Linked DNA regions of Homo sapiens: region 1 is linked to region 2. Evidence: chromatin loops called from intact Hi-C (ENCODE). Cell type or tissue: prostate gland. All regions are shown on one strand. Each heading gives the region's core, and the rest is flanking DNA. Links, peaks and the distances in the headings are about the cores only. Region 1 has its middle 180 kb from the start of LINC01913. Region 2 holds the start of SLC8A1-AS1 (SLC8A1 antisense RNA 1).

Evidence for each region. Peaks named below come from ENCODE experiments on the same cell type or tissue, not always from the same donor. Only the 100,000 strongest peaks of a DNase experiment are listed, where the experiment ranks them.
Region 1: a loop joins it to region 2, with 9 times the contacts of the local background. A loop is called at or near these places in 49 of 110 quality-filtered maps.

What each region holds. Positions count from the first base shown.
Region 1 is chr2:41,689,878-41,705,789 of GRCh38, reverse strand. No RefSeq gene overlaps it. Among named protein-coding and RNA genes, the nearest start is that of LINC01913, 180 kb to the left of the region's middle. In prostate gland, for the core only: a CTCF peak has its summit at 6,795 (motif pointing right); a DNase peak (open chromatin) is centred at 6,809; H3K4me3 peaks cover 461 bases.
Region 2 is chr2:39,905,424-39,921,335 of GRCh38, reverse strand. It overlaps SLC8A1-AS1 (SLC8A1 antisense RNA 1), which reads right to left and starts at 3,702. Exons shown (of 5, transcript NR_038441.1): 1 at 3,677-3,702. RefSeq lists an enhancer at 176-835. In prostate gland, for the core only: a CTCF peak has its summit at 7,585 (motif pointing left); a DNase peak (open chromatin) is centred at 7,565.

The sequences.
Region 1 (15,912 bases), core at 3,166-11,165, 1.8 Mb before region 2:
ATAGAAAGGAATCTAGGTCTTGTGCTTGTTCTTGTTTATATAATGTAAGTATGTAAGTGATTATTCTGAGTGCTTTGTGCCTGTTAACCACGAGATTCTATGTAATCACAGTAATGTGCATAATTAGAAAGCGATTGCTTTTTTGGGGTATATCAAGATGCATTTGAATTTCAAATATTTAATTGTAACCTTAAGAGATGCTTTCTGGTTCTTTTTAAATTTATACAACTTCTTCTACTGTTTTAAGTATTTTATAAATTTCATGCCAAATCTCATTTATTTAAGTAGGCTTAATAATGTGGTCTTAAGTAGAACCAAGAGAAATAGCTAAATGAGGAACGACATTATCATTTCCTCTATTTGAAGAAGCCTGTTCTAGATTCTTTTAGTGTCTTCCTTTTTAGTTTTGCTCATTTCAACCATCATTGAAGTACTTAAGCAAGGGCAAGGAACATACAGAAGTGTTTCGAATCACAGTGATTAAAACCAATGGTTTTATAAAACATCAATCAGGATTGAAATTTTGAAAGTTAAAAAGAACTTTAAAACGACTGTAGAGATCAATAGCACAAGTTATGTTTGCTACCAGCATACCCAGGTGGGGAAAGCAGGAGTGGTGGGCAGGAGGCTGGACTGATCTTGCAGTTGACTGGGTTCATTGTGAAGCCCTTACCAGCCCCATCAACCTGGCTTGCAATCTCTCCTTCCCTCTTCTTAAGACCTTCACAATATAAAAAGTAGTGTTATAATTGCAATCAGAAACCTTTTTTTTTTCTCAATTAAAGCATTGTTACTAAAGAAAAATCCATGAAGGTCTATTCTGGCTAAGTGGTTTCTTTCTTTTTTTAAACTTGTATTTTAGGTTTGGGGGTACATGTGAAGGTTTGTTACATAGGTAAACACGTGTTATGGGGGGTTTGTTGTACGTATTATTTCGTCACCCAGGTATTAAGCCCAGTACCCAATAGTTCCCTTTTCTGCTCCCCTCTCCCCTCCCACTTTCACCCTCATGTAGCCCCCAGTGTCTGTTGTTTCCTTCTTTGTGTTCATAAGTTCTTTTTTAGCTTCCACGTATAAGTGAGAACATGCAGTATTTGCTTTTCTGTTCCTGCGTTAGTTTGCTAAGGGTAATATATTTTGGCCAAGTGCTTCTAGATTCGCAGTATTTATTAGAAAGATCAGAAATTCCAGTTTACATAAAGTTTTCTGGCTGATACAATAACACATTGCAGCTTTTAATTGACCTGGCTTTTGGGAGAAACTTATACCTTGTTAAGTTACCAAACTTTATGGTTAGTGAATATGGAGTGCATTCTTCTAGAACCATAAAGCTGACAGAAGGATAAAGAAGAATTCAGCGAAAAGACAGAGATGGGAACCAGTCAGTCTCCCATCAAATATTGACACAAAATTTGAGTGCTAATTAATTAAAAAAAGATTTACATTTGCTTCATAGATTAAATGAAAATGCAATGGCCATGTTTATATGTGTGTTTGCATAATTTTATCTGTACGTATCCATTTTATAGGCATACATATACATATATGCATATATTTGTATGCGCAGAAATGGAGGAAGGCAGGTATTGAAGGGAATCTAGGCCTTGTTCTTGTTCTTGTTGATATAATGTGGGCATGTAAGTGATAATTCTGTATACTTTGTGTCTCTTAACCATGAGATTCTATGTTATCACTGTAATGTGATACATATATGTATACATTTTATATGCATACATTTTATATGCATGCTTACACACAGACAGGATATTAAATTGGAGGTTCAGACTGATGTGCCAAGTTCCAGAAGGTATCAGATATCAGGAATTATCTGATAATAATTTCAAATAGGGTGCCCAGGAACTGTTTAGATTGATTCACCTACTTTGAAAGGGTTAGGTTGTTGGAATGAAGGATTGTACAGAGGATTACTTTGGAGAGAGTCTATTTTATTCTCCCTTTTGCATGGCAGACAACACCTGACAGCAATAACTTAAGCATACCTTGAGAAGGACCCTGTATGGCAGATGCAACTGAATGAGTGTTCAGAGTTCTGAGCTAAGGAATCTGGGGGTGGCTAAGGCAGATATTTATTCCTCACGTACGAGGAATATCTGAGCCCCTGTCTCATGGAATGAGGGCCGTATAGTGGATTGAGGCCCTTTGTTTTGGGTTAAATGAAGGTTGCCAGGTGGAAGTTGTTAGGGGAAGGGTGTTAAGTGAAAATGCTATATCAACTGCATGCTTTTTGCAAGTGGCTATGGTTCTCCTGTTCAGCCTGCTGCCACTGGACCACCCCTCTATGTAAATTACCCCTGATAAAACTCTAGGTCTCATTTACTGGCTCCAGGTCTCTTCTTTGCCCACTTGAACCTGGTGCCACCCCTATTGAAGCTAATAGGAGTCTGGCATGACACCTTGCCACCCCAAAGAGTCGCTAAACAATTCCTAGGCAGTGTGTGAATAGCCACATTCCTTACTTATCACAACACCTGGTCACAATTGGTTACAATGTCTGGATTAAGCAAGTTGGCTCTTATAAAAGTTAAATTAATTATTCACCAACTACGATTTGTTTGCAAAAGTATTTTTTTCACCATGAAAAATCTTATAGATAATTTATGACTCTGAGCCAAGGAGAGTCAACTGTATACACTAGAATATGATTAGCAGCTTGATTGTAGAATGATCTGACCTGCGTATTTGGCAAGCTGTCAAATATCTGCTACTAGAGTGTCAGGCACACTCAGATGCTTGTTAAATGTCTTCTCACATGATGAGCATAAGGATCTTCACAGTAATTCCTAGCCAGTTTCCACATCAGGCCCTGTGCGCCCTCTAATACAGGTAATGGTATTGACGTTTAGCTATTGTATTCATTCAAACAGAAGAAGGATGGGAGTTTTCTTGGCTACTAGAGCTCCCTGGGTGTTATGGGTTGAATTACATCCCCCCAAAATTTCCATCATAATTAGGATGTTATGTTGACATCCTAACTCTCCGAACCTTAGAATGTAATCATATTTGGAAATACAGTTGTTGCAGATGTAATTAAGGTGAGGTCATACCATAGCAGGGTGGCCCCTAATCCAAAATGACTGGCATCCTTCTAAAAAGGAGAAATTTGGACAGAGAGACACACACAGGGAGGGATAACATGTGAAGAAGAAGGTGGAGGTTGGGACGATGCTTCTACAAGCCAGGAAATGCCAAAGATTGCCAGCAAACTACTGGAAGCTAGGAGAGGGCCATGGAACGGATTCTTTCCCACAGCCCCCAGAAGGAACAACCTATGCCGACACCTTGATTTGGACTTCAGGGTTGTGATACAGTTCTGTTGTTTTAGCTACCTAGCTTGTGGTACTTGTTACTGCAGCTTTAGGAAGCGAATACACTGGGCTTATAAAATGAGCAAATTCATCAGCAAAGGGGGATTTTCTACATCTGTGGACTCCTTTTACCCTTTCTTTTGCTTTGTGTGCTATCACAGCTCTTACTCAGCTATTGCCCCTACCACAGTACCTCATCTTTCCTTTCCTTTTAGAGAAATTGTATAAAAACTATGGTATCCAGAAAGGATAACTATTTGATAGATTAATCTGGCTTCGACAGGCAATGATTTACTAAATGACTGTTGAATATGCTTAGAATGTCCAACTCTGGCAAATTTGAGAAATTTCAGGTTGCATGGATATATTTTCTATAATCCTAGAAGTAAAGGCCAACATTGTCTAAAAAATGGTGGACATTTTAGCATAGTCGATAAAGACTATTAACCAGAATGGAGGACACTTTATGTTATGAGTAGATGAATGTGTTTTATTCTATGAATAATGAGAGCTAAAAATAACTGCAAGAAAGGAGTGGCATGATCAGTTAAGAACTTTATTTAAAAATAATTACACATTTACAGGAAGATGTAAGGAAATGCACAAGGAGGTGTCATGCACTCTTTACCCAACCTTTCTTAATGTGAACATGTTGCATAACTGTAGTATGTAAAAAACAGGAAATTAACTTTGATATAATCCATAGGGCTTATTTAGATCTGGCAGGTAAATATATGCACTCATTTATATCATGTGTATGTGTGTGTGCAGCTTCGTGCAATTCTCTTTTTCTTTTTTATATAATTTTTTTGTAGAGATAGGGTCTTGCTATGTTGCCCAGGCTGGTCTTGAACTCCTGGCCTCAAGCCATCCTCCTAACATGACCTCTCAAAGTGCTGGGATTACAGGCGTGAGCCACTGTGCCTGGACTCCATGCAATTTTCTTATATGTGTAGTATCATATAACCACTATCATAATCAGGTTATGTAACTCTTTCGTCACCACAAGACTCGCTTGTGTTACCCTCTTATAGCTACACCCATTTCCTGCCCCATCCTTAACCCCTGTCAACCACTAATGGTTCTTTACCTCTATAATTAGGTCATTTCAAAAATGTTACATAAATGGAATCATGCAGTATATATTCTTTGACAGTGGCATTTTCCACTTAGCATAACTTCCTTGAGGCTCATCCAGGTTGTTGTGTGGATCAAGAGTTCATTCCTTTTTATTGCTGAGTTGTATTTCATGGCACGGATGCTCTACAGTTTAACCAGTCACATATTGAAGGGCATTTGGGTAGTTTTTGGCTATTACAAATAAAGTTATGACATCCATGTGCAAATTTCTTTGTGAAAATGCATTTTCATTACTCTGGGACGTATGCTCAAGAGTTCAATTGCTGGGTTGTATGGTAAGTCTATTTTTAGTTTTAAAAGAAAATGCCAAACTATTTTCCAGAGTGGTTCTACCATTTTACATTCTCACCTGTGATTCGGTTTCTCTACATCCTCTCCTGAACTTGATGTTACCAATTTTTTCTTAATTTTAGTCATTCTGATAGGTGTAGTTATATCTCATGGTAGTCTTAATTTGCATTTTTCTGATGGCAAATGGTGTTAAACACCTTTTCATGTGCTTCTTTGCCATCTGTGTATCTTCTTCTCTGCAATGCCTGTGAATGTCCTTTGGCCGTTTTTAGGTTGGATTGTTTGTTTTTATAATTGTAAGCATTGAGAGTTATTTATATATTCTAGATACAAGCCCTCTGTCAGATGTGTGATTTGTGAATACTTTCTCCCAGTCTATGGTTTATCTTTTCATTCTCTTAACAGGGTCTTTTGCAGGGCAGAAGTTTTAAATTTTGATGAAGTCCAATTTAGCATACAGAATTTTGCTGTCAAGGATATGATCCGTTTTACATTTTTGCATGTGAAGGATGAAAAAGAGATCATTGAATATGGGGAAAAGTAGATAGTTGCAATACTATTTCAGCAGTCCATTTGGAAAGGGCTGAAGTGTCAGTATAGCTGGAGACAAAGGTAGTAGACCTGAGAGAACTTCGTGATCAATATCATACAGGAAGCATTGGGGTGTCAGGTGACATTTGGGGTTTGGATTTACACAATTGTGTGAATAGTCTTCCCATTAACTGGGGCCATTATATGAGAGAAGAGCATGTTTGGAAGTTGGGGCCAGGGTGGCCAAGACTTGAGATTAGACACAATGAGCTTCCGGTGCTTATGGGACATTCAGGGAGAAAATATTTAGTGTGCAGCTAGAGAGGTGGGTCTAGACCTCGGGTGAGTGTTCAGAACTGAGGATGCAGACCTGGGCATCATTGGCCCTCAGGTGTGCTTGAAGTCACGGAAGTAAACGAGACCTCCTGGGGATGAGGTATATATGTTTCAATTCTGCATGAGAAAGCAGAAGACAGGAGGTCGATGCAGTGAATGATGTAGACAATCTGAAAACTAGACAAAGGTTAAGAAATTCCATGTTACCTTCCCTTACTAAGAAACTGGAGATTTGGGCAAGTGAGAATCTTTCAGTGAATCATTCAGTGTCTTCCTTTGGAAAGTAGAATCAGGGAATGATTTAAATTTATTTATTATTGAGTTGTTGAACCTTATATATATGAGAGTCAAGTCACCAGATCGATCCCTGACTTTTACCTCCAGTATTCTGTAACCCATCTTTTTATTCCAAACTTACCCCAGAGGAATGGAGTTCATCATCATCTTTAGTTTGGAATGAGAGAAAATCATTTCAGTCTGCTGCATCTACATAATGCCTCATGAAGCGAATACAAGATAATGAAAAAGAAAAGTTAAAAACCGTAATAGCTAATGGAAATAGGTATTTGAAGATAGGAGCCTTTGAGTAACATGTAATATCTAAGCCTTTAATTTTTAAAATGCTCAAGCACAGTGATTTATTTTCATGCTGTGAGTGAATGAAAGTTAAAGACTGAAATTCTTTTAAAATGAAGGCTGCTTCCTGTGCTCTCGTCAAATAATGGCGCTATGTGCTCAAGCTGGAAGCCCTCCCCGCCCTTAGATACGCTCGCTGTGCTTGTAGGAAAAGAAAATATGTAGGGAGGAATGGACCCCACTGTATTTAAAAGGGATTTGGGGAGGTTTTGTTCTTAGAGTCATGGCCAAAAAGCCTTGAAGGTCCTGACAATGACAACTGGATTCACCGGTGCAGCAGATTTTCCCAGCCACCAGCTCATAGACTCCTCCTCGCTCCCCTCCCTCTCTGTTTTCCTCACACAGAGTTCCCTTGCACATGGATTCCCACTAGCCGTTTGCTGTCAGGCTAAAAAGAGTGTTTGGCTAGAAATAAAAATTTCTCTTGAGTATGACACCTTCCAAGGAGGAAAGGAGATGCTAAAATGTGGGCAATCTCTCAGGGTCTCCAGGTGGACAGGAGCTGGGGAAGCGGAGATGTGGGCTATGCCAGCAGGTGGCAGTGTGAGCACGCAGCAAGACAAACAGAGACCGTTCCCCCCTTCCCCGCGCCGACCCCCCATTCCTGGGGACCAGGACCTGCCGCTGGTTCTGCACATCTTCAAGGTAGATTTCCAGCGTCCTACCTCCCACATTTCAAGTCCTGGTCGAATGCCGTAAAAGCTTTTCCACTGGATAATTTATAGGAACATCCCTTTTCTCTCTTCTTGCCAGTGGCTTATTTTGAAAGGCTGAGTTCTTTGAATAAATGAGCAACCTACACAATATGAAGGGAAATAAAACGCTTTATAGCCGTTTGATGGCAAGTGTTTGTCTGCCTTAAGCACGCCAGTGGCAGAAAGATAAAATAAGGACAAGGTCGTGGTTTTGATCTCTGCTGAGCCCAATTAGCTTTGTTCTATAGTGTGCCCGAGGGCCTCACCTTAAATAAGTTTAACCACCTGGAAATGCTTGTTTTGCATATGGGGGTCAATGCTGAAGTACTGCTCACTCAATACCTAGAAATTCACTAGGGTTAAAAAAAGATTAGCTTCAGAGTCATGCAGACTTGAGTCCAAATCCCTGCTCTATCACTCACTAGCTGGGCAGCCTCGGGTAAGTTACTCTCTTGGAATCTTTCTTCCCATCCCTGTAGGTTCTGTGTGAAGGTGATAGACAATGTACATGAAATGCCAGGCACACAGCAAGTACTCAACCAAAGGTAGCTAGAAATAATCTAACATCCATTTACTGTTCCCATGACAATTCACCTGGATTCTTTGTACACCAAGGAGAATCTGGTTTTGTCCTTATGTTCCTTTGAAAGTACATTTAACTCTTTGCTTCAGTGGATCATCTAGTTTAGAACCTTATTCCTTATCTCCATGCTGGTCTCAGGCTGCAGAGAAGGGAGAGAGACAGAGGAGTGTTTGGGATAGAAAGAACAGCTTAAGTATACATTGTTCTCAAATCACTGCTTTTCATAGCCAAATAGAGATGACTTTTGAATGATCAGCTGTTCCCCTTGTCTGCCTCAGAACAATGGGAGATAGATAGGTGAAATGACTTTTCCAAGAGAAGATCCCCAAGAGTCCCTTCCCTTCATCATTCACACACATGGTTATTTAGATGGCACCCCCACCTTGTGATTGATTCCATGCTGCCCCATGAAGACCTGCACGGTGCCTCTCAAAGACCTGCACGCTGCCTCGTGAAGACCTGCACGGTGCCTCGTGAAGACCTGCACGCTGCCCCGTGAAGACCTGCAAGCTGCCCCGTGAAGATCTGCACGGTGCCCCGTGAAGACCTGGACGCCGCCCCGTGAAGACCTGCACGCCGCCCCGTGAAGACCTGCACGGTGCCCCGTGAAGACCTGCACGCTGCCTCGTGAAGACCTGCACGGTACCCCGTGAAGACCTGCACGCTGCCCCGTGAAGACCTGCACGCTGCCTCGTGAAGACCTGCACGGTGCCCCGTGAAGACCTGCACGCTGCCCCGTGAAGACCTGCACGGTGCCCCGTGAAGACCTGCACGCCGCCCCGTGAAGACCTGCACGCCGCCTCCTGAAGACCTGCACGGTGCCTCATGAAGACCTGCATGGTGCCTGATCTCCGTGGGTGGTTCCACCATCCTCCAAGTTTACAAGCCAGGTCCTGAGGAGCCACGCTTGACATCTCATTTCTCTCTGTGTTTTGCCCAAATATTGTCAGTTTTTTCTCCAAAACGTCTCTCAAATCTGTCTCATATTTTATTATTATCTGTATCAGCACTCTTTTGTCTGTGTTAACTGAATTTCTTCTGGATTTTTACAGGGACCTTCCATTTGGTATACCTGCATTCACTCTATCCCTTCCTTATTATCTTTTCCACTCTGAAATTAGAGTGAAGTTTTAGCCACGATGCTATCTGAAGGCAGGGCTGTTAATGTTTTTCTCTGTAAGTTTAGGAGCACTTTACCTTTACTAGCTATTTCTTATGCTGGACATGAGTTGGGGGAATAGGTCTTGCTATGCTGGCAACACACAGAAGAATCACTCTAGTGTCAAAAAGCTCACATTCAGCTGGGTGCGGTGGCTGACGCCTGTAATCCCAGCACTTTGGGAGGCCAAGGCAGGTGGATCACAAGGTCAGGAGTTCAAGACCAGCCGGGCCAACATGGTGAAACCCCATCTCTACTAAAAATACAAAAATTAGCCAAGTGTAGGGTGGGTGCCTGTAATCACAGCTACTTGGGAGGCCAAAGCAGGAGAATTGCTTGAACCCAGGAGGTGGAGGTTGCAGTGAGCCAAGATCACACCACTGCACTCCAGCCTTGGTGACAGAGCAAGACTCCATCTTGGCGGGGGGGTGTTGGGAAAAAGCTCACATTCCTGGAGAGATTTGGCCATATAAATAAAATGCTACAAAACAGTGTATCATATTGCTGGGTACAGAAGGAGGCCAGCAGGCCTAGCTGACTTGTAGGTAGAGGGAAAAGAGGCCTTCAGGAGGTCTGCATGGAAGCTTCTCCTTCATGGATATTTGTGAAGGGATCTGGGCTCCCTGCTTGGAGCAAAGGCCCTGTCATGGAATTTACAGTCTAGAGAGAAAGAAGGTCATTAAGTAAAAAACGTACAAATACCTAAACACATAAAGAATAATTACAGATTGTGATTAATACTGTGAAGGGAAAGAACAGGTTACATAAGCAAGAATAAAAGGGCCATGATTTTGTTTGGGGAATTGGATAAGGGTCCCCAGAGGAGGTAGCCTTGAGCCAAGCCAGGAGACTGACCAGGGGGTGTTCTGCAGAGGATCGGAGTGGAAGACGGCATTTCCCTACAGCAGGGGCTGGTGCCCATGAAGTGAGAAAGAGCTCAGGGTTCAAGTTGCTGCAGGCCGGTCAGTGTGGCTGGAGCACAGGGAGCAAGTCGGGAGGATGTGAAGGGTCAGATCAGGCAGGTGTTGGAGGCCTTGGTCGAGGGTTGGTTTTGATTCAAGTGTGATGGCAGGAGAGCCCCTGAAGGTTTTAAGAAAGAGAGTGCCAATGATGGGCTTTGTGTGTGCAAAGCAGCCTTGCTGCAGTCTAGAGAATAGACAGGAGAGGGCAGTTGGGGATTCAGTTAGGATCCGAGTGGGGTGTGAAGGTTGTTGGGGTGTGGCTCCTCAGAGGGATTTGCACAAGTGATCATGGTTGGATTGGAAAGTCCAGGCCAAGGGAACAGAATGTCCAAAACCAAGAGGCAAGAGAAAAGACGATGTGGTAGGGGGACTGGCTTTGAAAGGGGCAGAGGTTTACAGGAGAGTGCTGGTCAGTGAGCCAGAGGGGGTTGCAGGGGACATGTGTTGGTGCGCACAGTCTTTGCCTAGGAGATGGGATCTTTCTCGAGGGGCAGAGCTACTAAGTGTTTGAAATAGAGCTTATGAAATCAGCTCTGCTTTGTAGAAAGAGCTCTCTTGGAATCCTCTAAGGCACAGAGGGAGAAGAGACTGGAGTTCTGTGGTTATTGAAATAGTCCAGGGACATGAAAAATGGTGTTTTGTTTTCCTAATAGTTGTCAACCATGATAGCTATCATTTATCAAATTCCTATCACGTGCTGCTGCTGTACCAAACATGTGACCTCCGTCACTTCTAATCTTCCTCCCTGGATTTTCCATCACAGTTCCTCAAAGCAGGGATTGGAACTGGTATGAGTGAGCACAGGGGGAGCAGAATGCTTCTGGCAGCCACTCCTCCTTGCAGCCATGGAGCCTCCCAGCACCTGCAAAGTTGTGTTTTGTTGCTATTTTTCAATAAAGAAACTAAAATTCTTTGATGAAGTAGCTTTTCCAAAGGTGACAGAGCTGAACACATTGCAAAAGTGGGATTCGAACTGTCATATCTCTCATTCCCAAATTCAAGCCTTTTCCATTATATCAAATAGTTCCTTCTGTCTCTAGTAAAACCCATGGTGGTGAAATACAGTGATTTATATGATATTTGACTGCCCCATGAGAATGTGAGCTTATTGAAGAAAATGACCGTGTATAATTCATTGCCACCCTGTGCCCCAGTGCCAAGCCCTGTAAGTGTGAGTTTGTTGACTAAAAGAAACTATCAAATGGGATGGCAGTCCTCCTATTAAGAATCTGAAGTCCTCTTTCATTCCATTGCCCATGTGACTGCTCTGTCTTTTCCTCTGGAAAGCATCACAAGGGGACAGCTGCCTTCCCATGTCTACATCTTTGTAATAGAGTCATCAGCCACAATAGCTGCAGGGAATACAAATAGAGGAGAAAGACCCCAGCCCCCCTCTGCGTTTCCTTTACATTTCCTGCTCACACTTATGCCCAGCTTCCCCAAGCCCTCATGCCCTTAGTTCATGGTCCTTCACTCTGAGGCATCGGCAAGGCTGACAATTGGCTACATTCTGAGAATCAGAATGTAAGATTCATTGAGAGGCCGTGGATTACAGCCACCTAATGGAGTCTGAGAATTATGCACCCACATCACTACAGAGAAGCGGGGTCACTGGAAGAAGAGATGGTGGTTGTGCAGCCAACTGAAATGCATACTGCATAACACCAACATTTTTCCACAGTGCTAGCTAACAGTAGGTTTTAATTATGTAGTAATAAAAAAATGAAGAAACAGCAGTAAATTATAATCCATTTCTGTGAGTGATATTAGTCCAATAGCTAAAATCCACAAATTACTTAAAACAAATATTTCAAATTAAATCAGAGTGTTTGTGGAGCATGTGTTGGGCAAAAGGCATCAGCAAGTTTTATTGCCACTTTGCTGTTAACGGTTAAGTAGCATGTCACTGAGTTGGGGATGGAGTGGCGGAGCCCAGACTGGGCCTGAAATGGAACTGGAGTGTGTGGGAGGGGCTGGAAATGAGAAATCCCAACCCCTGGGGCCATGTAAAGGGGTCTGCTTGATTTGCAGGGCTGGCAGAAGGTCTTCCTTGACTCCTCCATGCTTCAGGGCCCTGGCAAGAGAGGGGAGCTCTGTACTGGCAGCCAGGCACAGAGGGGAGAGGGCACCAGCTGGGCCTGAGGCCGGGGATCACAGCTTGTTGTCTCCCTCGGAACATAACCTGTTGGTGTTGAAAGGCTCCACTACTGCAAGGAGGGCATTGGCTGTTGGAAGCAAAGCATTCTACTTCCCGGTGCTCTTGGCAGTTCCAAGCCCCCTTTTGAAGAGCTGCAGTGGTAAATCCAGGTTTTTATGTAAATTGAAGCTTGTAGAATTTTGGGAAAAGAGTTACAAAACATTGTTTTTTTTTTTTTTTTGCAAATTTTATAAAGATGAATGACTGTGTGAATACCTTGCTGGGGCTTATGTTTAATTAGTTTCACAAAAATTCACCTTTATCTGTGACCCTGGGGGCCTACACACTTCCAAGATGTGTAGCATTGCGATTTTTATCAACCTCATGCAGCCAACAAACCACATGGCAGACGAGTAGAGCAGCACCTCTAGACTGTCACTCACTAAGTTGACATTTGATCAAGACTTACATAAGCCAGTGGCCATTTACTGAGCATTCACTTTGTGCCATGGCTAGTGCTTTGTTGCTTTATGTTCTTCCCAACATAATGTGAACCTTAACTTTAATGACTTTATATGACAGGGAGTGGGGTGGAGAGAACAATTCCTTAAGAAGAGGGTCATATAAATTTGCTGCTGCAAACTCTGCCCTCGGCTGGCGGATGCTTGTCTTTTTCTTATGAGATCTCGCCATCCTGTGACAGCGCCCATTCCACGGTGGCACCAGAAAGTTCCTGGCTTTCTTGGATACCCTGGCACATGGGTCTTTCCCTACAGTCAGCATCAGCGACTACAGATGGTCAGGATTATGTAGATCCTATTCCCTAACTATGACAGCTTGTAAGAGTAATGTGGGGCCTTGATAAAATGCAGATTTCTCGAGCTTATTCTAGCCCTCCTGAAACAGAAGCTCCAGGGGAGCCTGTGGATTTGTACTTGTAACAAGTTCATTAGATGTTTCTCAAAATCAAGTTAGTTTGGGAATCACTGAACCAAAGGAAAGGTGAAACACATTCTAAGGTAATCAGGGGGTGTGAGTTTTTACCTGGTTAACTAATTGAATAGAGAGCAAAAGAGCAATATATAATATGTATATATATGATGTATATATATAATATGTATAATATGTATATATATGTATATGATATATACATACACAATATAATATGTGTATGTATATATCATATTATACATCTTGAATCTATACAGTTTTTATAATGTTCCTAATGGTGAGTGGCAGGAAGAAAATAAAGCCATGTAACTGCATTTATTATGTACCAGTAGCTGCACTAAGCACCTCTGTGTGTTTCATTTAGTGCTCCCCACAGATCTTTGAGGAAGAACCATTTTTATCCCCGCTTTAGAGGTAAAAAATTCCCATTTAGGTGGGAACATAGTGTCAGGGATGTTAAGTAACTTTTTCAAGTCGCACAGCTGGTAAAGGGTAGAGTCCAGATTGGAACCAAGACAGCAGGATATGAGAGCCCCATGTTTTTTCCTCTGTGCTCCAAAGACTGAACTATCACCTAATCCTGGAGAAGCTACAATGTCCAACACTGGGGTTAAGTGAGGAGTTCAGAATCCTTCCCCAGCTGCAATAGTAGCTACCTGCAAAGGCACTGTGGGTACTGTTCAACATCCAGGGCACTAGGGCTTCCTTGGTAGTCAAAAGCAGTGACTTGGAGGCTCATGAGCATGTGACTGTGCCTTGGTATAAGACACTGTGGGGCTCCCTGAGAAGCCAGTTGCACTGATGCCTTTGGCCATATAACAGGGGACAGTGACACTGGCTGTGAGAGACACCCATGGGCAGTGATGTGGGTGGTGGTGTGTGCCGACCCACTTAGAGAGGAGAGCGGCTCGTGGTGTTGCATGGTGGCTTAGAGTGTGGGCTCGAGAGTCACACAGCCTAGGGTTGACCCATGTGGCTGAATCAACCCCTTGTTCACTGTGTAACTGTACTTATCTTCTGTTGATGCTGCAGCAGTTTGTATAAATTTACCTCCATTTGTGATCTCATAGTTCTGTGGGTCAGACATTAAGGGACAGTGTGGCTCAGCAGCATCCTATACTCAGAGGTTGGCAAGGCTGGGCAGTTATCAGAGGCTTAGGGGAAAAATCCACTTGCAGCCTCATTCAGGTTGTTGGCTGAATTCAGTTCTTTACCATTGTTGGACTGACGCCCTTGTTTACTTGACATGTGTCCTCTTCTTCAGACCACAAAGGGCAAGTTCCTTGAGTTCCTTGAGTCTCTGACTTCCTCTTCTGCTATTGGCCAGGAAAACATCTCTGCTTTAAAGGGCTCATGTGAATAGATTTAGGCTCACCAGATTATGCAAGACAATCTCTGTATTTTAAGTTCAATGGATTAATAACATTAAGTACATCTGCCATGTAATTTTGTAACAATGCAGATAAATTCACAGGAGTAATACCAAGGGAAGAGGTCATGGGAGCAAAAATTCTGCCTAACACAGTGGCGTTAGGCAAGATCTCTTGGACTTAGTGGCCCCCAAAACACTAGTTTTATAGATGTATGATATATACAGAAACTAAGATTTAAAAAAAACTTTCTGTAATATAAGGAGTTATATATTAGTCTGGAATTCTGTGCCCCATTAAAACGCAACATGTATTTTCCAAATGATGACTTGAAGGCTAAGAATAAGCTCAAATAATGTCTTTAGGAAAATCTGCTAAAATAATATCGAGAAACAGCATGAGCCATTTATTCTTCCCCATCATTCAACCACCCTCCCACCTCCTTGCACATTATGTTGTTTGAAAGTTTTTGAAAAATCTTTTTTTCTTTTTTATTAAACTCTGGAGTGCAAAGCTAATGGACACCATTAGGACAGTCATAATGCCAGGCCACATTTTAGTATTTTTTTTCCCCCCAGAAAAAGCATACCTCCAAGCAGGGTCATTTATAGAGTATTTGAACCAATGTATAATTTGAAGAAAATAAATACCTTAAGAAATAACATGGATACCTTATAATTTTCCAGTCAAAAATTGTCAAACCAAAATCCTCACATACTGCAATATTTTTTTACAGTAATTCACTCAAAAGTACTTCTCTTTCACGGTGCCCTTTGCAAAAACACATCGTAATTCCCACTCTCCTGTAGGTTATTGGAAATGGATGTGGTCTTTCATTCTGTGTGCTCTCCAAAGAACATTTTACCATTGAACAATGACAATAAGGATGGAAAAATGAGACACTAAATCTAGTTCCAGGCTTTCTAAGATTTAAGTTCACCATTTTTTAAAGGTTGGTAACCTTTATATGCATGGAGAACAAACAAGAGTCTTAATTTTTCTGAGTACAAAGCAATGGGAAAAATGTATTTTTAATTAGACAGATATGAATGATGGGAGCAATTCAGTCTGTGTATTTTGTTTTCATTGTTTTCCAGTTACACAGGGATAAATGACCTTGAATTCAGCGTAATAGATGAACCTTTTAATCAAATTTTATATGGAAAATTGACTGATTTGAAAACTTTGCTAAGCGTCATGTGCTGCCCAGGACCATATATGCCAGACAGTTTTTGCAGCCCATTAAGGGGCAAGTAGATATTGGAAATAGACTTACATTCTGGTGTCACTTCTGCACAGTCATCCTATTTACAGTGGGTGTTTTATTGTTATGAGAATTAGTTACTCATGGTCCTATGGGTTCATTTTAGAAAATACAGATAAACAAAAAAGATGAAAACAATTCCAACTCACTGATAGCTTTCTTTTATTTTTTCTCATTACACACACAGACACACGCACACGCACACACACACAGTCTTTCAGATTTTAAAAATGCATGTGTAAATAATACTATGATATATGTGTGCATATGTGTGTGTGTATATATATATAGACATATATAATGTATACAACATATATGCATATATTAGTCAAAGGCTAAAAGGCAGGTAGACTCTAATTATTGGTTCATCATGGTATTTTTAGATTTCCCCATTCAGAGCTCTAGGGGTCTGTCTCCTGCTACAACCTGATTCTACAATGCTTTCAAAAGTCACTTTACTTAATTTCCACAATCTTCACAGGCTGTTAAGCATCACTGATAGAAAAATGGACTGAGGTTGGTTAAGCCAGT
Region 2 (15,912 bases), core at 3,208-11,207:
CCCAGAATTCCATACCCAGAAAAAAGATTCTTTAAGAATGAAGGGGAAAAAATCAACATACTCTCAGATGAAAACAAGTAAAGGAGTTTTGTTGTTTATACCAGCAGATATACTCTAAAATAATAGCAAAAGGAAGTTCTCTAAACAAAAAGGAAACAGAGACCCTTGGACGTTAGGAAATACAATGTAAAGGGAGGGGCTTCAAGATGGATTACTAGAGACATCTCACCTCCTCCATAAAAAACCAAAATGAGTAGATATTCACACTTTAAATGGATCATCTAAGAGAGGGCACTGGAATTTAATAGAGAAGTGACAGCAAACACCTAAAATAAGGAAGGAGAGAGGAGCCCAGAGAGGCTGCCCAGTGCAGGGAAAGGTAAGTGAAAGATCCCCAAAAGGTCCACATTCCCACCACAGACTCCTGCGATCTCAGTGACAGGAGAGCCCTTGACCTTCCAGGCCCTGAGATTAACTTAGGGAGCTCCAAGGAGACAGCACAAAGTTTTTCTCCAGAAACAAAGCTGAGGCTGGATCCCACACCTGCCCCAGACCTAAGGAGCTTAAGCAGAATACTATTTTGAGAGCCCAACCCCCACCCACCTGCATCCTGCCCCGGGGCTCAACAGCCCTTGCATCTCCACATCTTTGGGGCCCCCTGACATCCTCCACCCGCAGCCTTACTAGCTGCTGCCATCAGGCCTGAAGCATGAGCCACAGGCAGCAATCCATCACTCCTGGCAGTGGGGCTGACACACATTTGCACACACCCTGAGGACAGATTCTTACCTACAGCCACCACCGTTGCTGGCTGCTGCCACTGGGCTGAAAAGCAAGCCGTGGGCAACAACCCTGCCAGCCCCAGCAATGGTGCTGCTGTGCGTTTACATATGAACTGAGGACAAGCTCCCACACCCACAGCCCCACCTGTGGCCAAAACACAAGCTCCTCAACTGCCTGCCTACAGCTGCTGCCACTGACAGCAACCTCACTTTCCCATCAGCAGGGCTGCAGCCACTTGCATGCACACTGGGACAGGCTTCCCCATCCACCACTGCCACTATCACCTGAGCACTACACTGGGGGGTTGGCGATCACCCAGCTCTGCCCGCCACAGCCCTTGCCCATATGCGCCACTGGGAGCCCCAAAGACAGACCCATCCAGCCTGGCTCCATGCCCCCTAGTGCTCAAGCATGCTGTTCAGTGGACTGGGGATTGCCCCACCCCATCCACTACTGTTGGCACCTGAGTACTCTTAACAAGGGCCTAAGGATAGACCCACCCAGCCTGCGGCTATCATCACAGCTGGAACCCACCTGTATGCACCACCTGTGGGCCTGGGGACTGGCCCACCCAGCACATCACAGCCCCCACCAACACCAGTACAGACAGCTGGGGAGGCAGAGGGTTTTCCTGCCACTACTACTGCCATCACTCATACCATGCCTGCTGTCCAGGGTCCCAAGGGCCCACCAGCCTGCCTGGCCCCTTGCTGCTGCTGCTGCTGTCTTCACCTGAGTAAGCCATCTGGAGGCCCAAGAATCAGCCTACCTGGAACCACTTGGTGCTGGCACGTGCACTGCCCTGTTGCCCAAGGACAGGCATGTTCCACCTACTACTGTCATCACTGCAGATGAGGACTGACACAGCTGGTGTCTTCATCCCCAGCAAATCTTCACCACAGCCTCTACTAATGACTGCACCCTAAACCACTAAGGAAATCAGACACCACTGACACTGTTTACAAGCAAAGAAATTATACAGAGACTAGACCATTGCATGCACCCAGAATCAAAGCCAAAGTGCCCTAACCAACCAACACCATAGATACATCTTCAGGAGAAGTCCTCCCAAGAAAGCAAATCCAAAAAATTAGAAGAAGCCGCTGTTACTCCAGATGCACCAGATATCAATGTGAGGACACAAAAATCATAAGAAAATATGACACCTCCAAAGAAATACAATAATTATCTAGCAACAGATTACAATGAAAAAAACTTACAAAAATCCTGGAAAAATAATTCAAGATAATTAAAGAAGCTCAATGAGATACAAGAGAACACAGGTAAATAATACAAAGAAATCAGAAAAACAGTTTAGGATATGAATGAGAAATTTACCAAAGAGATATCATAAAAAATAATCAAACAGAAATTCTGGAAATGAATAATTCAATGACCTAACAGACATTTATAGAACATTTCATCCAACAGCTGCAGAATACACATTCTTCTTACCAACACATGGAACATTCTCCAGGATAGACCATATGTTAGGCCACAAAACAAGCCTCAACAAATTTTTAAAAATGGAAGTCACATCAAGTATCTTTTCAGACCACAATGGAATAAAGCTAAAAGCAATAACAAGAGAAACTTTGGAAACTGCAAATACATGAAAATTAAACAACATGCTCCAGTATGACCACTGGATCAATGAAGAAATTGAGCAAATCAAAAAATATCTTGAAATACAGTATACCAAGACCTATGGGATATAGATGGAAGTACACAGCACTAAATGCCTACATCAAAAAAGTAGAAAGATTTCAAATATGCCATCTAACAATGCACTTCAAGGAACTAAAAGAGAAAGAAAAACCAAACACACAAGTAGAAGGAAATAAATTTTAAAATTAGAACAGAACTAAACAAAAGAGACCAAAAACAATATAAAAAAATCAATAAAATGAAAAGTTGGTTTTTTGACAAGATAAACAAAATCAATAGCTAGACCAACCAAGGAAAAAACTAGAGAAAACCCAAACAATCAGAAATGAAAAAGGAAACATTACAATTGGTACTACAGAAACAACAAAGATCAGAGACAATTATAAACAACTATATGCCAACAAAGGTGGAAAACCTAGAGGAAATGAACAAATTTTTGGACACATACAACCTACCAAGATTGAATCAGGAATAGAATACCTATACAGAGTAAGGAGCAAAGAGTTTGAATCAGTAGCAAAGTCTCCCAACACAGAAAAGCCCAGGACTAGATGGCTTCACTGCCAAATTCTACCCAACTTGCAAACAACACCAATTCTTCTCAAACTATCTTAAATTGAGAAGGAGGGAATTCTTCCCAACTCATTCTACAAGGCCAGCATTATCCTGATACCAAAACCAGACAAAGACACAACAACAACAAAGAAAACTACAGACCAATATCCCTGATAAGCATAGATACAAAATTCCTCAAAAAAATACTAGCAAACCAAATCCAACAGCACATCAAAAAGATGAAACACCACAATCAGGTAAGATTTATCCCAGGGATGCAAAGATGGTTCAACACGCACAAATCAATAAATGTGATACATCACATCAACAGAATGAAGGACAAAAACCATATGCTCTTCTCAATAGATTTTTAAAAAGCATCTGATAAAATTCAGCATTTCCTCATGATAAAACCTCTCAACAAAGTAGGCACAGAAGAGAACTTACCTCAACATAACAAAGGCTGTATATGACAAACCCACAGTAAACATGATATTGAGTGGGGAAAAGCTGACATTCTTTCCCCTAAGAACTAGAAAGAGTTCCTAGGGGAAAGAGTTTCACTTTCACCACTAGAATTTTACTTAATGTATTAGTGCATTCTCACACTGCTATAAAGAACTGCCTGAGACTGGGTAATTTATAAAGAAAAGAGGTTTAATTGACTCACAGTTCTGCATTGCTGGGGAGGCCTCAGGAAACTTAACAATCATGGCATAAGGAAAAGGAGAAGCACACAACTTTGTAGGGAGGAAGGTCAGAGTGAGCACAAGCAGGGGAAATGCCAGATGCTTATGAAACCATCAGATCTCATGAGAACTCACTATCATGAGAATAGCATGGAGGAAGCTGCCCCCAAGATCCCATTACCTCTACCTGGTCCTGCGCTTGACATGTAGGGATTATGGAGATTACAATTCCAGGTGAGATTTGGGTGGGAACATACAGCCAAACCATATCACATAATATTAGAAGTCCTAGCCAGACCAATCAGGTAAGAGAAATAAAAGGCATTCAAATTGGAACAGAGGAAGTCAAGTTGCTCTCTTTGCAAATAACTTAATCTTATATCTAGAAAAAACTAAAAACTCCATTAAAAACCCTCAATTTGATATATACATTCAGTGAAGTTGCAAGAAACAAAATCAACATGCAAAAATCATAGCATTTCTATACATGATTAGTGACCTAGCTGATGAAGCAATCAAGAAAACAATCCCATTTACAACAGCTATAGAAGTAAAATATAATACCTACGAATCGATTTAACCAAAAAGGTGAAAGACTTCTATAAGGAAAAGTACAAAACACTGATGAAAAAAGTTGAACACAAATAAATGGAAAGACATCCCATGCTCATGCGTCAGAAGAATATTGTTAAAATAACCATACTACCAAAAGCAATCTACAGATCCAATGCAATCCCTATCAAAATACTAATGTCATTTTTCACAGAAATAGAAAAAACAATCCAAAAATTTATATGGAAGCTGAAAAGAGCCAGAATAGCCAAAGCAATCCTGAGTAGAAAGAACAAAGCTGGAGGCATCACACCACCTGACTTCAAAATATGTTACAAGACTCTAGTAACCAAAATTGCATGGTACTAGTATAAAAACAGACACATAGGCCAGTGGAAAGAAACAGAGGCCCCATACATAAATTCACATAGTTACAACAAACTGATTTTTTTTTATAAAGGTGCCAAGAACATATTGGGAAAAGGACACTCTCTTCAATAAATACTGCTGGGAAAACTGAATATCAACATGCAGAAGAATGAAACCCGATCCCTATCTCACCATATGTAAAAATCAAGTGAAGATGGATTAAAGGTAAATGTAAAACCCAAAACTATAAATCTATTAGAAGAAAACATAGTGGGACCAGGTGCAGTGGCTCATGCCTGTAATCCCAGTACTTTGGGAGGCCAAGGCAGGAGGATCACCTGAGTTCAGGAGTTCAAGACCAGCCTGGCCAACATGCCGAAACCATCTCTACTAAAAATTCAAAAAAAAATTAGCCAGGCATGGTGGCATGCATCTGTAATCCCACCTACTCAGGAGGCTGAGGCAAGAGAATAGCTTGAACCCAGTAGGTGGAGGTTGCAGTGAGCGGAGATTCCATCACTGCCCTCCAGCCTGGGCTACAGAGTGAGACTCCAGCTCAAAAAAAAAACAAAAACAAAGCAAGAAAGCAACCAAGGAAGGAAGGAAGGAGGAGAGGAAATAAGGAAGGAAAACATGGTAACATTGGTCTAGGTTAAGATTTTATTATGGCTCAGACCTCAAAAGCACAGGGAACAGAAACAAAATAGACAAGTGGGACTTTATTAAATTGAAAAGCAGCTCAGCACTTTGGGAGGTTGAGGAGGGAGGATCACTTGAACCCAGGAGTTGGAGGCTGCAGTGAACTACATTCATGCGACTGCACTCCAGCCTGGGTAACAGAGCAAGACTGTCTCTAAAAAATAAATAAACTGGAAAACTTCTGCATACACTAGAAATCAATAGAGTGAACAGACATCTGTTGAATGGGAGAAAATATTTGCAAATTATTCATCTGACAAGGGACTTAGTAATCAGTAGACATTAAAGTAAACTCAACAGCAAAACAAATAATCTCATAAAAAAGTGAGTAAATGTCATAGACATTTCTCAAAAGAAGACATACAACAGGTAAATGGGTCAACAGGTATATGAAAAAATACTCAACATCACTAATCATCAGGTAGATGAAATCAAAACCACAATGAAATATCATCTTACCCCAGTTAGAAGTACTATTAGAAACAAGGCAAAAAAAATAGCAGTTGCCGGTGAAGATGTGGAGAAAAGGGAACTCTTAGACACTATTAGTAGGAACGTAAATTAGTACAGCCACTATAAAAAAAAAATGAAGATTTCTCCAAAAAAGTAAAAATGGAACTATCTTATGATCCAGCAATACCACTACTGGCTATTTAGCCAAAGGAAAGGAAATCATTATTTCAAAGGGATACCTGTGGCCCCCGTGTTTATTGCAGCACCATTCACAATAGCAAAGCTATGAAATCAACTTAAGTATTATCAGATGAATGGATAAAGAAAATGTGGTATATATATATACACAATGGAGTACCACTGGGCCATTAGAAAGAATGAAATCATGTCATTTGCAGCAACATGGATGGAAGTGGACATAATTACGTTAAGTGAAATAAGCCAGGCACAGAAAGACAAATATCCCATGTTCTCATGTAGGAGCTTTAAAAAGTTGATCTCATGGAGGTAGAGTACAATGATAGATAGCAGATCCTGGGAAGGATCTGTGTTGGGGATAGGGGAAAGAAGAGAGGTTAGTTAATGGGTACAAACATACAGGTAAAAGGAAAAAGTTATATTCAACAGCAGAGTAGAGTGACTATAGTTAACAACATACGGTATATTTCAAAATAGCTAGAAGCGAGGACTTGAAATGTTCCCAACACATAGAAATGATAAATATTTGGGGTGATGGATATCCTAATACCCTGGTTTGATCATTACAACACTCTGCATGTAACAAAATATCACATGAATCTCAAAACATACAAATATTATCTATCAAAAAAATTCTAAAAATGCAAAAAAGAACATAAAGCGATTAAGAACATACTATGTTTGTAGTACAGCTACCAGGCCAGGTGGAGAACTGTGAGTTCCAAGACAAGCTCATTGTTTGCTGCCTGCTGTGGTCTGAATGTTAGTGCCTCTCACAGATTAATATTTTGAACAACAAAAATACTTCTTTCTTGGATAAAACAACCTCTTTTAAATATCTTGTTCTGTATACGGACCTACTACTGTAGTCTGGTGGTTTTGTAGTTACTGCTAGTAGCAATGTGGTGGATGAGGGGCTAAGTTAAAAAAAAAAAAAAAAAGTGTCATACACCTAGGAAGTCCCTGCTAAGCACTGGAAACCACTCAGTCAATGATGAGTTAGACAAAACACAACCAGAATCCAGCCCTGGCTCCACTACCAAGCAGAAGGGTGATGTGAAATGACATGAGGACTTTGTCTTTCTATGTTAAAAGGCATGAGGACGGCAGTCCTCAGGCCCCTCACAGCATTCTAGTGAGGATAAGCAGAAATGCCTGTCACAAGTGTTGAATTCCTCAAGAGACTCATTAAAAGAATCAACTTCTATGGTAAGTACGGCTTTAGGTTGAAGGAAAGGGAAGGTAATTCACACTGAGATTCTCCAGCATGCTGACAATTTGCAAATGGAGAAGTAAAGCAGGAATTGAGCTGGAAAGGTGAGAAGGAAAGGTCTTAGTCCCAAATGGCACATGGTTGGCTTGAGGCCCAAAGTAACCACCCCCACAAGACACAGGTAGTGGGCCTTAAGAATGTCCTTCAGGGTGTACATCGCCCAGTAATACAGAAGAATCCAATTACAATCATGTGGTGTTTTCCGTCATATCAAATTGTTTATCAAATCATTTAATATATTGTAGATTTGGCAATAGTCTGCATTTCACAGGCAGCTCTTTCAATTTGAAAAACTGTAAATGTCTACGTGTCATTCCAATGCCAATGCTACCCTCTAGTGGATAAAACAAGTAGCTGGCTTGATAGAGCTCAACTCTCCTGCTTGGTCAATTCTCCTTTTGTAATTTGATAGCACTTCCTCATCAAACACAACTTCACCAAAAAAAAAAATCAAGAATCGTACTTTGTAATAAAAATTAATCCATCTTATGGTATCATGGACTAATATATTAGAATAACATTTGCTAGCAGTTTAATGATTATGACTACACCGAAGCCTCACTTTGAATAACATCTACATTTACCAAGAATTCAAAAAAGATTTAAGATTGAATTCCTTTTAAATATTAATATTCCTTGTAAACATGGTATGTGATTTGATTTATAAAAGCAATTTTTCTCACCACTCTTCAAGAACACACCCATTGTGTAAGATGCGTACATGCATTTCCATTGCCATTGAGGGATGAAAGGATTCTGCCTCCTCACAGGTGAGGATATTCAGGGAATTGTATGAAGTAAAGAATACGCTTTGGAGGAACTCAGATACACACTTAGAATCCAGCCCTGCCACTGGTTAAGGGTCTTAGTCCAGTCACTCAACTCTGTGGTTCCTTGGTTGCCTCTCTTAGGTCCTACTTATGACTTCTAAACCCCAATGTTTGGTGCCAATCCTGTTCTTTCCCCTACAAGGTCTCTGCATAGATCGACTCTAGAAAATCCTGTTTCTAAGTGAAAAAATCTCAGAATCTACTTTCAACCATGCCAGCAGTTCAAACTTCAGTCTTAATTAGGGGGAAAGTGGAAACAAATCTAGGATTCATCAGGCCATAGTGCCACACCCTCAAGGAGCCATTCATGTTTATAATCTTCACTTGAAACCACATTGATTACCTTTTATATTGAAGGGGGAAACCTTCTCTAAGATAAAATGAGCTGCCTATACCCCAGCTAGGATGGTGTCTTCTGGAGGGAAGCAGGAAGTTTCATGGCATTTTGGTGCAAGAGGCAGTCACTCTCAAGTATGTGGGGACAACCAAGATCACACTTTCCAAAGTTGTCTGGAAAATCACCTTGTTCTCTACTAGAAGAAAATCAAATCCCTACAGATACATGCAGCTGCAAGCAATTACTCATCTTCATTAAACACTCACTTAAAAGACTAATTCAAACAACGCTGCTGCCTGCCTACACCTGTGTGAGGAAAGTAAACAAGCTATAAGGGGAAAGGGTGACATCTACCCAAAAAAACAAAAAACAGAAAACACACATCTATAAACATATGTACATGGCCATTTCCAGAACACCAATATTAACTATCAAATCATCAAATAACTATTCTCATTACCAAGTGGCTTGGGTTACTCCCAAGATAAGCCATTGTTTCCATTGCTAAATATTGTGAACCACTTATAGAAATACACGTCCCAAATAAAAATGGCATAACATTATGATTCAAAAGAGACTTAGGAGCCAATAGTAGCCTCTTGCTTTCACTCAGGGGCAGCAGATCACATGCTTAAAAGTTTCAAGAAGCAACCGAAAATCTGTGCAGAGAATGAGCTTGAGAAACAAAGTATTACTACCACCAGGCACTACTTGGTAGGTCCAGGCAGTGTGCTGGAACATTTCTTGGGTTATTTTATTTTACCCACAAATACATGTTTTCAGTATCATTTGAGGTTTAGAGAAGGGCAGTAACCTGTCCGTAATCATACAACTCCTAAGCAGCCAAACAGGAGTTAGAACCATCTTACTCCCAAGCCCACAGTCATCACAAATCTCCTAGTCAGTCTCAGGGACTGACCTTAAAACACATGGAGTTTCAAACTTGGCTGCATGTTGGAATCACCTGAACAGCTTTCTGTTTTGCTTGTTTAAGGCTAATATCTGGATTCAACCCTCAAGGAATTTAATTGATTTCTGGTGTGCCCTGGATGCTGCAATGGTTTTTATACGTTCAGGGTAATTCTCATATGCAAATAAGTCTGGTAATTACTGGTGCAATATAACAAAGTCTTGTACATTCCTTTTTCTCTTCACATTGTTGCCAGAAATGGAAGCAGTGTAACATAGGGCTTTTAAAACATTGGTTTGGGAGTCATTCAGATCTGGACCCCACCCTCAGCTCCATCATTTGCTAGTTTTATAACTCTGGCAAAATTAAACTCTCTAAACCTTAGTTTTCTCACCTATACAATGGAAACTTGTAGTGTTCATAATAACTAAATTTAAAATTATACAAGTAAATTTCAATATAATTTATAAAGAGCTTATAATAAAAATTATAAAGAGCTTAGTAGGGTGCCTGGATTGGCAATAAGTATCCTGAAAATCTCTCCCTTATTTTTCCTATCATATTTGATAGGAATATTTTATGAGCTTATAGTTTAATTAAATTTATATAAGAAATTATGCATAAAATGGCATTATTAATAACTATCTTGGGTATTACCCATTAAAGTTTGTGAGATATATTCACACATCCTCACTGAACACTCATCTCATCTCTGTGACATATTTCCCACATTGTAAGAAAAAATGAAGCTCTGGGAAACCAAGTCTTTCCCAATGTCACACAGTTCCTAAGTGGCAGAACCAGAATTTGAATTGACTACCAAGATGCTTCAGGTTGAAATCAAGTAACACTTCATGCAAACTGTGAGACTCATTTTTTGTTTTAACTTGTAAGTTCAGTGGTACATATGCAGGTTTGTTTCATTGGTAAACTTGTGTCATGTAAGTTTGTGAGACTCATTTTTTAACATGACAAAAGACACAAAGCGTTTTTTATGTTGACTCCTCATTCTAAACAATTTAAGGAGTTCTCTTTTGAACCACCTTTGGAGCTAGTTCTCAATGTAAGAAAATCACTCATCTTGCTGTTGTTCCCTATTTTATACACTAAAAAGTACTATCCAGTTTGATCTGCCCTTTCACCTACTGTTCTTACTTCTAAATGATTTTTGACCGCGGATTTGATTTCAGGAAAAAAATAGTTTTCATCAGTGAGCATGTTCAAAAGCATATGCCTCAGATTCTACAGGTAGCTTCAGGAAAGGAATTTCAAAGACAATTAAGCAATAATAGCATCCTAAAAAAATTATTGTTTGGAAGAGATTGAACCTCTCTGGATGCACAAGATCTGGTTGGTTTTTTAATTCATTTGTTTATTTTATTCTAACAACTTGTAAATGTCTAGAGCTATTTCTAAGAAGGTATAACTGACACCTCAAGAAATGTCCAATGAGTTGAATCATTACAGAAAATGATCTGGCTTTTTTTTTTTTTTTTACTTTGAATTCTAGTCAACTCAAAAGTCCCAAAATATTTTTCCTCATTTGGGAGTATTTTTTTCACCTGATGCATACAAATAACATCACCCGACTTCATTTTCTGTGATTTTCTAAAAGTGGCCTTTGTAAGAATATCTTAGAGGTTTACTGATTATCACAATAATTTTTCTTTACAATGTCATAGTTCCTAAAATCATATAAGCTATAATTGTATCCTATAATCTTTGTAAAATTGAGAATGTTCTGAAAATGCCTGAGGAAATTGTCCCTAAATAACTACATATGGAACACATGGAAAGGAGAATTAAAAACGAATATATGCAGCAAACGGAAATTAGTTCCAAAGACTTTTAAGCTAGAAGGAATGCTATCTCATCCAGTCCAACTCACCCTCCGTGAATTATACGAACTGAGACGGGAGAGGTTAAAGAACTTGTTTCAACTGGCAGAATGCGGACTAAAATTCATAAAACTTTGGTTCTCAGGGCAGGGCCCCTGCAACAGTTGATTTGTCCCAAACATTAATAGAATCTCTCCTTCAGAAACATCAGGGTTTTTTTTCTATGTGATCCCAATTAGGTATTATAAGAGCGAGGGGGAAAAGCTAATGTGGGGTCCAAAAAAGGTTAGATTGTTGAAAATGAAGAAGTCTGTGGATTCCTAAGTCTACAAAATCAGTAAACTCCTTGGGCTTACAAGGAAACTTAGAGATCATCCAATTCTCACTTTATGAAGAAAGAATCAACCTAAAAAGAGATGACATAGCTAAAAAATAACAGGTATAATAGCACAGTATTATTGTACTGAATTTTGCTTTGTGTGTAGCACTTTGCTAATCACTAGCATATACATTCTTAGTATGTTTAGCACTGCAGCCCTAACAGGTGGGTTCTATTAGTATTCCTGTTTCCCAGGTAAGGAAACCGAGCAAAACAGCTTAAGCAAATTTTCAAGGTTACATGGCTATTGTGGTAGGCAGCCTTCTAAAGTAGCCCCCAACAATCCCTGCCTCCTGGTATTCACATTTACTAATGTATTAGTCCATTTTCATACTGCTGCAAAGAACTGCCCAAGACTTTTATAAAGAAAAGAGGTTTCATTGACTCACAGTTCTGCAGGGCTCAGGAGGCTTCAGGAAACTTAAAATCATGGCAAAACAGGCACACATTACATGGCAGCAGGCAACAGAGAGTGACGCACGAAGGAGGAAGAGCCCCTTTTAAAACCATAAGATCTCGTGAGAACTCACTCACTATCACAAGAACAGCACAGGGGAAACCACCCCCATGATTCAATTACCTCCACCTGGTCTCTCCCTTCACACGTGGAGATTATAGGGATTACAATTCAAGATGAGATTTTGGGTGGGGACACAGTCAAACCATATCCTTCTAACTAGTGACTGACTTCTAATAAATAGAATACAGCAAAAGTAGTGGGATGTCACTTCCGAGATTAGGTTACACAAGACTGACTTCCAACTTGTTCATACTCTAGTTCTTCTAGCTTGATCAACTCAGTGAAGACAGCTGCCATAATGGGAACTGCTTTATGGGAAGGTGCATGTGGCATGGAATTGAAGGTGGCGTCTGGCCAAGAGCCAGCAAGGAAATGAAGCCCTCAATTCAACAGCTCACACACACACATAAAAGCTGAATCCTGTCAAGAACCACAAGTGAGCTTGGAAACAAATCTACCTTCAGTTGAATCTTGAGATGAAGACAGTCCAGGCTAACAACTTGATTCCTGCCTATGAGAGAGCCTAAGACAGGATCCAATAAGCTGTACCAGGATTCTTGGTGCACAAAAAACTGTGGGATAAATAGGGTTTTAAGCCACTAAGATTTGGGGTAACTTGTTATGCAGCAATTGATGAGTAATACATCTAGTTAATCAAAATCCCAGGATTTAAACTCAAGGTATCTAACTTCAAAGTCTATTCTCTTACTTTGTCAACAATGTCACAATGATAGTCTATGGCAGGTCATAGTTAGCCATGATATTGTAAGTTAAACCCATGTCTTCATTCATTAATTCATCTTAAACATGGTACTGAACCTCTGCTAGGTGTCAGGAATTCTTTTAAAGTCTATGATATAAAGATGAAAAAGACAGTTTTTGACCACATACTATTCACCTCCTATTTGGAAAGAAAAGTGTACAAACAGGTAAACATGTCTTTAAATTACCACTCAAATTCAAACTGGGGATATTAATTTTAAAGACTCTATATGCAGTTCTGGTCTCTTCAGATTTTAATGTAGATATCCACTGAGCTTCTAATTCCTAATATTTTTAGTAGCACAGGAATCAACTCATTTTATTTACAAAAAAAAAAGTTATTTAATATTAAAACCATTATTTGCTTTTATCTCTTGTCTCAGTTTACACTAATATTTTAAATAATGCTTCCTAAAATTAACACAAAGTAGGTATATAGAAGATGGAGTATCAGAAGAGAACCCTGTAAGAAAAGAAAGAAAAGAATGTGAGATATTTAAAAGTGAGGCATAAATTAGGAAAGAAAGAAAATTACAGGGAAAAAAAGGTGAAGGGCGACATTCAAATTGACAGAAAAGAGCTGATAGAATTATTGATCCCTTGCTGCAGCTAACCCATATGTTTTTCCCCCTGCTTTTTGATGTAATTGAAGAGAATTTGCACTAAACTATTAATCCACGGCTTGTTTGAAAATGTATCAGAATTAATTAGCAGAAGATGACAGAGAAGATAATGATGACACTGAACATTGATTTTGGGTTCATAATGGTTTTCTAGAGATTTTGTTTCAGTTTGGTTGATGAGATTGACAAACTGTGAGGCAAAAGCAGTGACAGACTTAAAATTTATGTATTTTTCCTCAAGCTATCTGATAAAGAGCTGGAGATAGAGATCTAGATTTTTCATGAAATTGCATTTTAATATCCATAAGTATTTCAGCTTCAAATCATTTAAATAGCATTTTGTTCATTCATCTTATTGAAAATATTAGCTTTGTCTTACTTTTTGATTTTACAGTTATTTTCGTTTATTATACTAATGCTGTATATTCCACGCTACAAACGACTCTTTCATGGGAATTAGCAAAGCAATCATGTTCTAAATTTTTTTTCTAAATCAAAAGAACTTCACACTAAATTAGCCATACCCTGGTCATTTCTGACAGACCATGTGTCTAGCAGGTAAATGTGTTCTCAGTGGAACTATCTACCAAGAACAGGAGACTCCACTTGAATGTCTTAGTCCCTAATCTCCCATTCTGTGCACTGGGACCGATGAGCCCACAGTGGAGTGAGATTCTCAGCCTGTGGGGCCATGTCCTGAGCAGAAGGGGGCAAGACAATCAGGCCAAATCAGACTATTTATAAAGCACAAGCCAACTAATAGAACAAAACATATATAAAGAAAAATAATGCAACAGGAATTTAACACAAGTATAATAATATACACAACTGTCATAACATAAAACAAGCAAAATGTTGAACACGTAAAGCAGGAACAAGATAAATGATAAAATAAAAACAATTTGAAAAATGCGATATGAAATATTGCATTGAAATAAAAACTCAGTAGAAGAAATTAACAGCACAGTGGACAAAGTTAAATGACAAATCAGTGAGCAGAATGATTGGGTTGAGGAACTCTCCCAGAAAACATCAGAAAGGACAAAGTTATTGAAAGAGAAAAAACAAGGATAAATGATATAAAGATCAGAAGTGTCCACAAAAGAGAAAAATAAGAGAAAGGAGAAATTATGTGAAGAAATGACTAATAAGAATTTCTCAGAACTAAACAAAGACCCAGGACTGCAGACTAAAAAAGTTTAGACAGCAAGGAGGCTTGAGGGAACAAAGTCATTTCTGAGACTTATGATGATTAAAAAAATGTATTAAAGACAAAAGCTTCTGAAGGGCACAAGGGAAAGAAAATCCCCTTCAAGAAAATTCTGAAATTGGTGTGAGATTTCTCAGCTGCACCAGATAGATGAATACAATGTGCTACTACTATCTTCAAACTGCTGGAAAAAAAAGTTCATTAACCCCAGAGTATTAGATCTTATAATGCTAGCATTTAACAGTGAAGATACAATAAAAGCATTTTCAGATATGCAAGATGTCTGAAAATATATCAACATGGAAGCTATTTGAAAGATATTATACAGGAAGACGGGAAATGAATACAGAAGGAAGCAAAGATATATGGTAAATAAGCAAAAATAAAGGAATCCATTAATTTTGTGGTTTTAATAAAAGAGGAGGAGGAGGCAGAGGCTGGCTTTATAAAGTGCGGAAACATTTCATGGCTGGCTTGTACCATTTTGTGGGCTAAATAAAAGGGATAATTTTCCTAACGACAGTCTTCTGACTTGCAAGGTTCATATAATTCCCCAACCTAAAAATTTTCCGACTTCTTCAAGGAAGGATCGGATTCTTTTCATCTGCCTATACATGGAGCAGAGTCAAAAAATTTTAATTCACACTATAACTCACATTTGCAAGGTGGACGAAACATTGTCTCTATAGTCTACGATTAACATAATATTTCTTGCAAGTCCCTAACTTCTACTCAATTCACTTTAGATATAATCTGATTCAGTAATTTTAGTGGCCACTGAAAACAGTGTTCAGTCCCTCTAAGAAAGGATGCTCAGTATCCCAAGTTGCCTCTGCCTCTCTCCCTAACTTGGCATTGAAGTGTATGACAGTTCTTGGTGAGATCAAGGGATCCGCTGACCTTGTACTGGGATGCTGTGTGCACTGGCTGACATGGGCTTGTCTCTGGGACAATGGCCTGAGTCTTCCTGGGGTGCCTGAGCTCTGCTGGCCTTACACACCAAAGTGAATGTAACTCAGACTCATCCTCCTGGTCCCAACAGTGTTTCTCTTCTGACACCATCGTTTGATTCCTACAGGCTGCAGACCCAAAAGCCTCTTGCCACATCCTCAGTGGAGGGCCACCTTGCACTGCTATAGCAGCCCTCTTCCCAGGCCCACTGGCTCTCAATTCAGTGACTTCCTGACGAAGGAATTAGGGCATCTCAGAAAAGCTAAACCTCTGGCTTCTCTGTGCTGACAACTCAATATTATACCCTCTGGCT